Linked DNA regions of Homo sapiens: all the other regions are linked to region 2. Evidence: chromatin contacts called from ENCODE Hi-C or POLR2A ChIA-PET data. All regions are on one chromosome and are shown on one strand. The core of a region is the stretch at or near the end of the contact, and the rest is flanking DNA. Distances in the headings are between cores, read along the strand shown. Region 1 overlaps WWOX (WW domain containing oxidoreductase). Region 2 has its middle 310 kb from the start of MAF. Region 3 overlaps WWOX (WW domain containing oxidoreductase).

Evidence for each region. Hi-C counts contacts between places; a loop is a spot of excess contacts on that map. ChIA-PET counts read pairs that join two places held with the same protein, here RNA polymerase II (POLR2A). Pooled maps may share reads with other maps.
Region 1: a loop to region 2 is called in a map with no recorded cell type, with 10 times the contacts of the local background. The contact joins two enhancer-like sites. A Hi-C loop is called at or near these places in 1 of 37 single-sample maps with no recorded cell type and 2 of 50 pooled maps. POLR2A ChIA-PET finds 5 or more read pairs at or near these places in 3 of 52 experiments (HEK293T, T-cell and activated CD4-positive, alpha-beta T cell).
Region 3: a loop to region 2 is called in a pooled map, with 2.5 times the contacts of the local background. The contact joins two enhancer-like sites. A Hi-C loop is called at or near these places in 1 of 50 pooled maps. POLR2A ChIA-PET finds 5 or more read pairs at or near these places in 3 of 52 experiments (HEK293T, T-cell and activated B cell).

The regions. Positions count from the first base shown.
Region 1 is chr16:78,985,841-78,989,239 of GRCh38, forward strand. All of the region lies in intron 8 of WWOX (WW domain containing oxidoreductase), which reads left to right. Among named protein-coding and RNA genes, the nearest start is that of WWOX-AS2, 490 kb to the left of the region's middle. Within about 2 kb of position 1,996, at least 2 of the 41 ENCODE cell types and tissues checked have a DNase peak (open chromatin) inside an H3K27ac peak, as active enhancers do.
Region 2 is chr16:79,285,350-79,289,062 of GRCh38, forward strand. It overlaps a transcript of MAF not described here. Among named protein-coding and RNA genes, the nearest start is that of MAF, 310 kb to the right of the region's middle. RefSeq lists an enhancer at 2,039-2,539. Within about 2 kb of position 1,927, at least 12 of the 41 ENCODE cell types and tissues checked have a DNase peak (open chromatin) inside an H3K27ac peak, as active enhancers do.
Region 3 is chr16:79,007,314-79,011,157 of GRCh38, forward strand. All of the region lies in intron 8 of WWOX (WW domain containing oxidoreductase), which reads left to right. Among named protein-coding and RNA genes, the nearest start is that of WWOX-AS2, 510 kb to the left of the region's middle. Within about 2 kb of position 1,623, at least 3 of the 41 ENCODE cell types and tissues checked have a DNase peak (open chromatin) inside an H3K27ac peak, as active enhancers do.

The sequences.
Region 1 (3,399 bases), core at 746-3,245, 300 kb before region 2:
AGTGTAGAAGTTGCAGCTCATGCCTGCATTCCAAATGGCTGCCTTCTGCAGTCCCGTCAGCCAGGATCCCTCTCATACAAACACCTTGACTGGCCGAGAAATGCAGATGCTGTGTCAAAAGTTCATGGCTCAGAGCCAACAATGCACTGTGCTGACCTCCAATTTTCCTTGAGGAGGGGCATCCCAGGGTCAGAATTTTATGCAATGCAAGCTTGTCCACGATGGCATGGGAGCGTGTGGGAATGTCAAGATGAACCGGGGCTCCGGGAGACATTTATGGAGTCAGGAGCACACATACATTCCTGGTTCTGTCAGCATTTCCCTAGGCGAGATGAGTCACACATTTATATTTTTACATATGCAGCGCGCTTGCAATTTTCCACTGGGGATGATAGAAAAACTTATTGAAAATAGTTAATCAGTTTTACAAAGATGCCATAGGTAGAGGTGCTTCCAGACCTATAGTTTTGAAAGTCACCTAGAGGATACCAGTCTGACTCAGAGCTTTATGAAGGCATATTCCTAATATCCTCCCTGTGCTCCACGAAGAACAATTGGTTTGGACATGAACTGGTTTCCATTTTTAGACTCCAGGCCCACAGTATTCTAAGTAGGTTGGGGCTGTGCTGATTGTACCACTCTTTGGATTTTAGTGGATTTTCTTTTTAGGATTTCATGTAAGTAACCTGTGCAGAGAGTGAGGATAAATAAGAACAAGAATGACAAACCGATAGGCTACTTGACATCATTCCTTAATTCCAGGTCACTGGCGGACATCACTCATTCATCAGTACTCTGTTTTTCTCCCAAGAATGGATCTGACTCTTGAATTCTCTTTAATAGAGTGTTCTGGGAGGCTGTTACCAATTGACCAGGGTTGATGCACATGTTGAAACATCTTTGCCATTTCTTGATAGCTTCAGAAGAGATTTTAAAGTACTATTATTTTGATGTTGTTAGCTTTCAAAGATTAATTCCACAGAGATTTTTGGGCATCTTTTTGATAATACACATTATGCTTGACTTGGGAGTTTCAGGATGCGCAAGAGACTCCTTTTGACTGCAAGGACTCAGTAAAACAAAGTATTTCAAGGTCATGCTACAAAAAGTCCCACCAAGAGCATGGTCAGGAGGTACAGTGCACTTACCCACACGGAGCAGAGAGGGATCAGAGGAGGCTGGCTGGGGAAATGATCCTAGGGCTTTCTTAAAGGACACAGCGCCATGGTTATTTAAGTACAGCTTTTAAGGAGAACTAACTTGCCACTTTGATAGCAGTATAGGACTCCAATATTTCTCATTTGTAATTTTCAGAAGCACACGGGAGGTCTTTGAAATTTAATGTCTCCCTGCATCACAAACCAAAAGACGAGTCAGTTTATAAGTAGGCTGTGCTTATTAACTCAGTCCTGGCTTTATTGATTGCTTTAGGTTCCATGATCTTTGGCATGTGAGTGGTTTTGCTTTGTTTTGACAATGATCTTTTTGTACCTTGTATCGGGTAGGTTGGAATGTGTTTGAAAATTTAAGAATATTTTCCTAGCAAAGGCAGGATTTTTCAAGTTTGTTCATGCTGGAGCTCCTGCCACGTATTTTGTCCTTTTTTCTTTTTTCTAGCAACTCTCGAGAGGATGAGACAAATGGATTGTGAAACTGGAAGGAGGGTTTCTCATTTTTTAATCCATTGTTTTAGTGAGAGTTTAAAGCTTTCCTATAAAATATGTGGGTTGAGAAAAATTGGAAAAGACCTCTTCAAGGACTTTCCTCTATGCTCCCTCATGTTTCAAGTGGCTTTTTTGCATGATGGTGCATATGTCTTTGTTTCTGTACAGGGCCCTCCATGTTCAGAGGCAGAGTAACGTGAATTCATTTCGCGCTAATGAGAGTTGCGATATGTCGGCCCAAACTCTCTGTGTCCTTTTCTTCTTGGGCTGATGAACTTGTCAACTTTTAAAAAATGTGCTCTCCAAAAATTTCCAGCAGGACTTTCCCACCTTGCTGTTTAAACAGTGAATCAGCCCTGTGGGCTTTGCTGCTTACAACATGATTCCGGTGAAACCACAGGTCTCGTCATGTCCCTTCTGTATCCATGGTAGTCCCAGTGGGAAAGAGGTAACAAACCCAAATTGAGTAATTTCAAGAAATTTTAATAACAAAGGGGCTATTTTATAAAGGGGGGGTGGTCAAGGTGTAGGGAAACATAAAAGAGAGCGAATTTCTGGTCTGGTGCTGTGGGTCACGCCTGTAATACCAGCAGTTTGGGAGGCCGAGGCTGGTGGATCACCTGAGGTCAGGAGTTTGAGACCAGTCTGGCCAACATGGTGAAACCCCGTCTCTACTAAAAATACAAAAACTTAGCTGGGCATGGTGACAGGCATCTGTAATCTCAGCTCCTCGGGAGGCTGAGGCTGGAGAATCACTTGAACCCGGGAGGCAGAGGTTGCAGTGAGCCAAGATCACGCTATTGCACTCCAGCCCAGGCAACAAGAGCAAAACTCTGTCTCAAAAAAAATAAAAAAAAAAAAAAAAGAAAGAAAATTAATTTCTCAGAGGTAGTAATAGGGGTGGCTGTCACCATCCTTGGCCAAGGAGAGGGAGCAGATACTGGAGACAGTTGAAGGTGCCAGGATGGAGAAGACTCCTTGGAAGGAGCTGTAACCTTTGGTTGAGGAATTCAGCCTACCACTGGTAATACTCCCTCTCCCCAGGAGAGGTCCCAGCGGAATAAACATCCCCGCCCCTTCAACTCTTTGCCATTGTTCAAGCCCTGCTAGAAACCAGATGGCAAAAGGAAGTTACTGATGTGTTCATATTGGTCAACTTTTTCAGGCACGAAGACCAGTACAGAAGGATGGAAAGTGCATTTGGGTAGGGAAATGGGAGATTCCTGCATAGCTGTCAAGTTAGTTTCTTCCCAGAGAGAAAGACCGGTGGCTGTAGTCTGTGCCCCACTCCCAGCCTGTCCTTTCTCAGCCGTGGCTTGTGTGCATCCCTGGGGCCAGCATGTTGCTGCGAGCCCCAATCGATCAGTGGAGAAACGAGCTCTGGTGGGCAGTCAGGCAAAGCAGATACACGTGCTTCTTTTCAGCTTTGTTGGAAGGTTTCATTTTGCTTCAGGAACTAGGCAGGAGAATTCCTGAGTTCCTGTACAACCTGAGTTCTCTGTTAAAACAAGGAGGAAGTAATCATCCTGAGTTCGATGATTCAGAGTAAGCCATTTAACTTGTAGAGCTTTGGGACTAACAATGATCCCTTTTTGGAGTCCTTAATTACTAAAATTATCAGCATATTTAGAGTTCTGAAGATGCTGAACCCTTATTGTATCTCCCCAGGGTTAGTGAGTAATTGGGAATAGTGTTCCATCTTGGATGCCCCCATCCACTAACCATCTTTCCTCTT
Region 2 (3,713 bases), core at 677-3,176:
ACGAGTGGCCTTGGACCTAGAATTAGGGCTTCCTTCTTGATAGCTCCTTTAGGATTAGGGACGAGAATGCCTAAGCTGTACAGCTGGAAAATAGGGACAGCAGTTTTTCCGAAAATTTGGTCCCTGGACACCTACATCAGAGTCCCCTAGGTGTGGGGAGCAGGGAAGGCTTGTGCAAAACGCAAGCTCCTGACTCCTCTCTAGAACCGCTGACTCTGAATTTCTGGGAGTGGGACTCTGGATGTTGCTTTTATAGGAAGTTTACCATGGTGATTCTGGTGGCCTCCAGGGGTGGGGAATCCATTACTCAGAAACCACCCTGAAATCCTGAAAGTGTGCTGCTCAGGAGCTGGATTCCGCAAGGCCAGAGGGCACCGCAGGACTCACCACCAAATGAGGGCACTGACGTCCTGCAGGAAGGCGGGAGGTGACTTCCCCAACGTGACCAGCGCACACTGAGGTCTGCACTGCCATTCTTTCCAGGAGCAATTCTGGTGCTCACAGAAGGGACCACTGTTCCTAAGGGCAGTGTGGCAAATTATTCCCACTGCACAACTGGCTGAGCCAAAGGGGCACCATCTCTGCCCCCATATTTAGGGACGATGACTCAGTACAGTTTGGGTTCTACAGCACGACAGTGTGTGTTTAAACCCTGGCCCTACCTCCCACTGGCTACTTCAGTTTACAGAGGAAATGATAACAGTTCCTACCTAATAAGTTTATTGAGAGATCAAATAAGATCAATATTGATAGGCATCTGGGTGATATGGGCCAACTAGTCAGCCCTTAATAAGCAGTAGCTAGCTGGTTTTTCTTTTAAAATACTTTTAAAATACTTTTTAAATACTTTTTTGTTTAAAAACCGTTTAGAATTTACAGCATTCCAAAGACTCTCCCCAGAAAGTCTATCTAGGTGAACAGGCAAGTTTGGTTTGGAAAATGAGGTGATGATGCAAAGTGAAGCCTACAGAAACTATGGAACCTTCTTAGAAAAGTCCTCTGTACTATCCTCTGCTAGAGAAGGAAGCTGAGGTCACCTGATATTGAAAAGTTGGCCCCACCATCAAGTAGCAGATAGTTTCATAGCATAAATTCACTGCCAACTACTTAGTGGGTTCTTGATACATTTGGCAGTATGCTGTTTCTCATCTTCACTCACACATTTATTTGCCACACCATTATCCTTGCATGCACACGTGTATATGTGCATGCACACTTGAACAATAATACTTCTTTCACTCACTTTTTTCAGCATAGGCAAAGACACATCTATTGAAATATCTATCCAGGCATACATACTGGTGCCTCACATAGATACAGAACTTGCTCAGAGCTACCCACAGACATTCCCACGCATCTTTAACAGGTGAAACAACCCAGACAGAGGCAAATGCCCACACGTCCACCCGTTCTCACATGGCCGTATCCACAGGCTCCCACACAACCCAGGACACAGCTTTGTGTGCCTCTGCACAAACACCCTCGTAGAGACACAACTGCACAAATGCACTCAACATGCCTCTTCCCCGCCTCCTCCCACACAAACGTATCGACGAGTTCTTGGAGTATGGCACAGACCTGACTCTCTGGCAAAAAACCAAAAAACAAACAGACAAAAAAACCCTTTGGAAACCCATTAAAAACCGAAGCCAGAAGTGAGCGTCCCCTTCGCGTTATGTCAGCAGGCTGCTGACTGTGGGAGCAGGGAGCATGAACACAAACGAACATTCCAGAATCAGCTTTGTTGTCCTCCACGTACTCTGCCTTCCTTTTTTTTTTTTTTTTTTCCTTCAGCAACAACAGAAATCTGTGAAATGACTGAGGGTGGTTAATTAAGCATTGCAGCCCATATTCCACTGCAGTTTCAATTGGATATGGTGTTCTCTTTCACTTCCTGTTATGCAGGATTGCGGCAGGCTGTTAGACACCTGCCACGCTCCCAGCCCAGCTGCTGTTCAGCTAGGGGCAGAGAGGAAGCACTCCCGGGCCCTCGGCCTTGAGAGGGTCTCATTCTGCAAACCAGCCCCTTCCCGGTGAGGCGGGGGCTGGCGGGGGAGGCACAGCTGATGTGAGTCCACACTGGAAGCTTGAGGACCAGCAGCTGGCGGTAAAGACCTTAGTCCATTGTGAGGGTTGTGGCAGGAGGCCAAGTGTTTTCCCCCAAACCCCCAAACCCTGAGTCCTGCCATGACCCACGTGTAATTAAAGCTGGAGTGTCTACGCAGGCCGGAAATCAGATGTTATTTTTTGGTTTGCCTGGATCCCTTAGCGTCAGGAATCAGACTGCATGCAGAAACATCCACTTGTTTGTTGAGCCATTTATTTGCTCATTCATTCATCCACTCATTCTTTCATTCACTCATTCATTTATTCACTCATTCATTCATTCACTCATTCTTTCATTCACTCATTCATTTATTCACCCATTCATTCACTCACTCATTCTTTCATTCACTCACTCATTCATTTATTCATCACCTTGGGAGAACCTCCTATGGGTTAGCTTCTCTGTGTTAGGCAGTCACCAAACAGACAAGGCACATTTTAATTTTAATAAAGCTAGCTAACCCTCCTCATCGTAGCTCCGATTTATTGAGAACCCATTATGTGCCAAACAACATGTGCCATACCAGTGAGCTCCAGCACCCTTTATTTAACAAAACTACTCCCAGTTCCTTGGGGATATTTTTCACTGCTTGTAATTACTCTGTTTTTATCAGAAAACAGAGAGGAAGGCATTGGAGGGAGGGCAGAGGGAGGGTGAAGGGGAAGCAGGGGAGGAGTGGACTCCAGGCTTCTTCAAGGAGATGATGACAGTGATGGATTAATGATGCTCACAAGTTCTTTGATGCTTCTGCCATCAAGAGGTGGGGTGTGTATCTCCTCCCCTTGAGCCTGGGCTGACCTGCTTTGACTAATAGTGTACAGTGAAAGTCACACCATCGCCATTTCTGATATTTCAAGGCAGTTTCTATTTCCTTTCTCTTGGAGATCTGAGTTGCTACATCCTAAGCCGGTTACATAAGAATCCCGAGGCTGCCATGCTGTGAGGAGGTCCAAGCTGCTACGTGGGGAGGCCATGTGGACAGAGAGTGAGCTGCCTATTCAGCCCCCAGCCCTTGGGAGTCATCACAGTTTAGCTCCATACATCACTGAACAAAGCAAAGTCACCTCTGCTGAGCCCTGTGTGAATTCCTGACACGTGAAATTTTGAGATACAGTAATAATCAATTATTTTAAACCATTAAGTTTTGGGAAGGTGTTGTTATATAGAAATAGATAATAAGCTTATTGACTGAGTAGTGGAATCTTACAGGTGAGTGAATTAGGTAAACATGAGGAAAGGAAGGACATTCCAGGTGGAAGAGAATAAGCAGTGTGTTGTTTGTTTGTTTTTTGAGATAGGGTCTCGCTGTGTCACCCAGGCTGGAGTATAGTGGTGCCATCTCAGCTCACTGCAACCTCCTCCTCCCAGGTTCAAGCAATTCTCCTGCCTCAGCCTCCTGAGTAGCTGGGATCACAGGCACGCACCACCATGCCCAGCTAATTTTTCTATTTTTAGTAGAGATGGGGTTTCACCATGTTGGCCAGGCTGGTCTTAAACTCCTAACCTCAGGTGATCCACCCGCCTCGGCCTCCCAAAGTGTTGGGATTACAGGCGTAAGCCACTGCACCCAGCCTGTTTGTTTGTTAAAGGAGACAGAGAAGCAAAG
Region 3 (3,844 bases), core at 373-2,872, 280 kb before region 2:
AACTCTAAAACATGAGGAAAGGGCTCATGATGTGAAGAACTGGAAAGGTGTTCCAGGCAAAAGGAATGGCAAACACAGTGGCCCTGAGACACTCAGAGAAATCACTCAGGCTGCCTTCGAAAGGATGTATTGGAGAAGATGAGGCCAGGGGATTGTTAGTAACTGTTGCAAGGATCCGGGAGAAAGATGATGAAGGCCTTGTAGGGCAAGCTGGATAAGAGCACCCAAAATATCCATAACCGAATCCCCACTACATAGGCATGCTACTTTATATGGCAAAAGGGAATTTGCAGAAGCTAAGCACTTTAAAATTATTATCTCCTTAAACCTCACTGCAGAGTTATAAGGAAAGCACTGTTATCAGATGAAGAAGTAGATTTCATCAAGTGACTCACCCGGTATCATATAGCTGCTTAGCGGCAAAACCAGGATGTGAATGGAGAGCTCTTTCTCGGATACCAAAGCTATTTAATATTTATCATTGACTAATAATGGTAGAGAAAGTAATCATCATAACCTCTGCCCTTTATTAGTCACTCATGGTGTCACAAGCCCTTTACAAAGCACTGTGCATGCAAATGATTCCTCATAACAACCTTGGGAGGTAGTTACTTTCATTGTGTTAGCTATCTCTTGCTGTGTAAGAAATTACCACAAATTTAGTATATTTGTTATCTCATAGCTCCATAGGTTAAAAGTCCTGGTTCAGGCTGGGACTTCTGCTCAGGGTCTCATGAGGCTGAAATCAAAGCGTCAGCCAGGGATGGGGTCTTATCAGAGGCCCTTGGTTATTAACAGAATTCATTTTCTTGTAACTGTAGGACTGAGGTGCTTGTTTTCTTGCTGGCTGTTGACTGAGGGCCCCTTGCAGCCCCTAGAGGCTATTCTCAGGCTCTCAGGCCCTATCCACAGATGACCTCACAACATGACTGTTGGCTTCTTCAAGACTGAAGGAGGCTCCCCCATGCTCTGAGTCACTCTCTTCAGTGAGGGCCCAGCCCCTTTTAAGGGCCTAGCGATTAGATCAGTCCCACTTAGGATTGAATCCCTTTTGATTAATGCAAAACCAACTGCGTTCAGGCCTCCATGACATCTGCGAAATTCCTCCCCCTTTGCTTGGTAGCCTAACTCACTCAGGGGGGCAAATTATCCCATCATATTCACAGTTGCCGCCCACACTCAAGAGAGGGGATTCTATAGGAAATGGAAGTCTTGGGGGCCATCTTGAATCCTGACTACCATAGTCTGTGAAATCCCCATTTCACAGATGTTGAAACTGAGACTTAGAAGCATTATGCACCATGCCAAAGGCCATGGAAGGACAGAGCTTGGGCATGCTCCCGACACCAGGTCATACTGATGTCACTCTCCCTACTCCCTTCACTCCCTCCAGCACCTGGCCTTCACCTGAAGGTGCTGACCTTGCTGTTTGTTGGTTTCAGCAAACAAAGGGAGATCACAGCACCTGTCCCAGGCCTTGTCTTCCAGCCCCACAAACGTGCACCTGCAGCCGGAGACCAGGGGGCCCCGATCAGGTGGCAGGGCCTTTAATTGGAGCCACGTGTGTATAATGAGCAGCGCACACACACAAAGGCGAGCTAAAAATGTCTCCACCCTTCTAAATATGGGATGCCTTGGCCAGGTATTGAGTCAGCTCTGTGACGCCAGTGCAATTATCCCGATTCAGCATCAGATTTATTCACCATTAAACATGTTCTAACTTGATTGCAAACAAGCCTTGTATTATTTAGAGGGATCCACGGAGCTGGCAGAGGGGGCAGAGGTGTCCGCAGGCCTCCTGCCCTTCCAGGCTTAATGGATGATCATCTTCCCTGCTAAAAAGGCCCATTCACTAGGTGAGTGATGTGGAACTGTTTAATGAAAGCAGGAAGATGATGTGAATGCCAGTTCACTTGAGTGTTACAAACGGTTTGGGCACTATAGCCTTAAAGTTTCTCCTGCTCTTTGCAGATGAATGAAGGGGCGCTTTCTGGAATCTTTGTGGCTGGGGCTGCTGCTCTGCACTGCTGTGGCTCTTTTTCACAAATGCTTATGGAGCTCTAACTGGGGGCAAGGAACTGTGCTACGGTTGGGAAGAGAGGAGTGGGCAAAAGGAGACACTGGGGCTTCTGTGACTTTAGAGGCCCATCATCAAATTTTCTTTTTTTTTTTTAGATGGACTTTCGCTGTGTCACCTAGGCTGGAGTGTAGTGGTGCGATCTCGGCTCACAGTAACCTCTGCCTCCTGGGTTCAAGCGATTCTCCTGCCTCAGCCCATAGGCACATGCCACCACACCTGACTAATGTTTGTATTTTTGGTAAAGACAAGGTTTCCCCATGTTGGCCAGCCTTGTCTTGAACTCCTGACCTCAGGTGATCCACCCACCTCAGCTTCCCAAAGTGCTGGGATTACAGGTGTGAGCCACCGCTCCTGGCACCCATCAAATTTTCAAAGGAAGAAATGGAATGGTGCAACCATGGTACATGGGAAGGAGGAGGGGGACACACAAGACTGTACCTATCATGGGGGCTTCGACCTCATCTGGGAAGGTGGTTGGAGAGAGTGAGTCCTGACCTGAGCTTTGGAACTTATCAAGTTGAGAGAGAAATTTGATAATTTGTCTATTAACGTGTGACCTTGGGCAAGTCATTGACCTTCTCTGAACCTCAGTATCCTAGGACTTCAGAAGCGAAAGGAAGAATAATGGGTCTTGAGTATGCCTAGAATTGAGCAAGCTGCTATGCTTGCAAAGGCCTTGGCCAGCTGCTCACCCACCATGTCCCTCTGTTCCCACTCCACCTTACTCATGCCTAGACTTCTTGCTTTTTAAAAATAATCCACCCATGAAACAAGTGTTTATTTACAAGGCTGGCTTCCCCAGGAGGCTTTCACAAATGCTTACCGAGCATCTGCTGTGTGCCAGACAAGAGTGAGGAGCTGGGGACTCAGAGAGGAGCAGACGAGGGAGACACTCACATTAGAGAGTGGCGTGTGCTGAGGGAAGGTGCCTCAGGCGACAGATGGGACCAGGGCCTTTAACTCAGTGGCAGCTTCAGAGACAGATCTGGAACCCCAGGACTCAAAGGACCTATGTTTGCTAATCAAGTGAACACGGAGGACCTGCCACTGGGCAGGGCATCCCTGACCAATCCACAGGTGATGGCGGGACAGCTCCAGGCCCTGGGGATCCCCCAGGGAATAAGCCAGATTAAAGCCCCTGCCCTGTGAGGTGTGGCAAAGAAACAGACAATTCATGAAATAAATATATGATAAATAACATATGAGAAGGCAGGGAGTGGTATGAAACAAATCAGGGAAGGAGGAGACGGAGAAGTTGGAGAAGACAGTGGATTGTTTCTCTGGGTGGTCAAGGAAGGCTTCCAGGCAGAGGAGGTTTGGCCATGGGTACCAAGGGGTAGAGATGGGAACCTTCCAGGGACATGGACCCGATGCTGCCAGCAGAGGGGAAACCATGGCCCTAAGGGCAGAGCACACTGGGGCGGGGGTGGGGGTTCAGTGACAGTCTGGTGGCCTGTGTGGTGAGGAGTGCGGGAGATGGGAACAGAGAGCGAGAGGGCAGACGGGGTCATGTTGTGTGGGACCTCGGAGGTCCTGCCATGGCTTTGGTTTCTACTTGGAGAGAAATAGGGAGGTTTGGGCAGGCTCTGAGTAGAGGAGTAGCACGATCTGGCTTACGATGATTTCTAACATCTCACCATCTTTACTTCTGTATATAAATATATGATAAGTATACCTTTATATATGTGACATGTATCTTTACATATGATATGTATGGTTACATATCTACTCACTCACACATCCACACACACACACACACACACA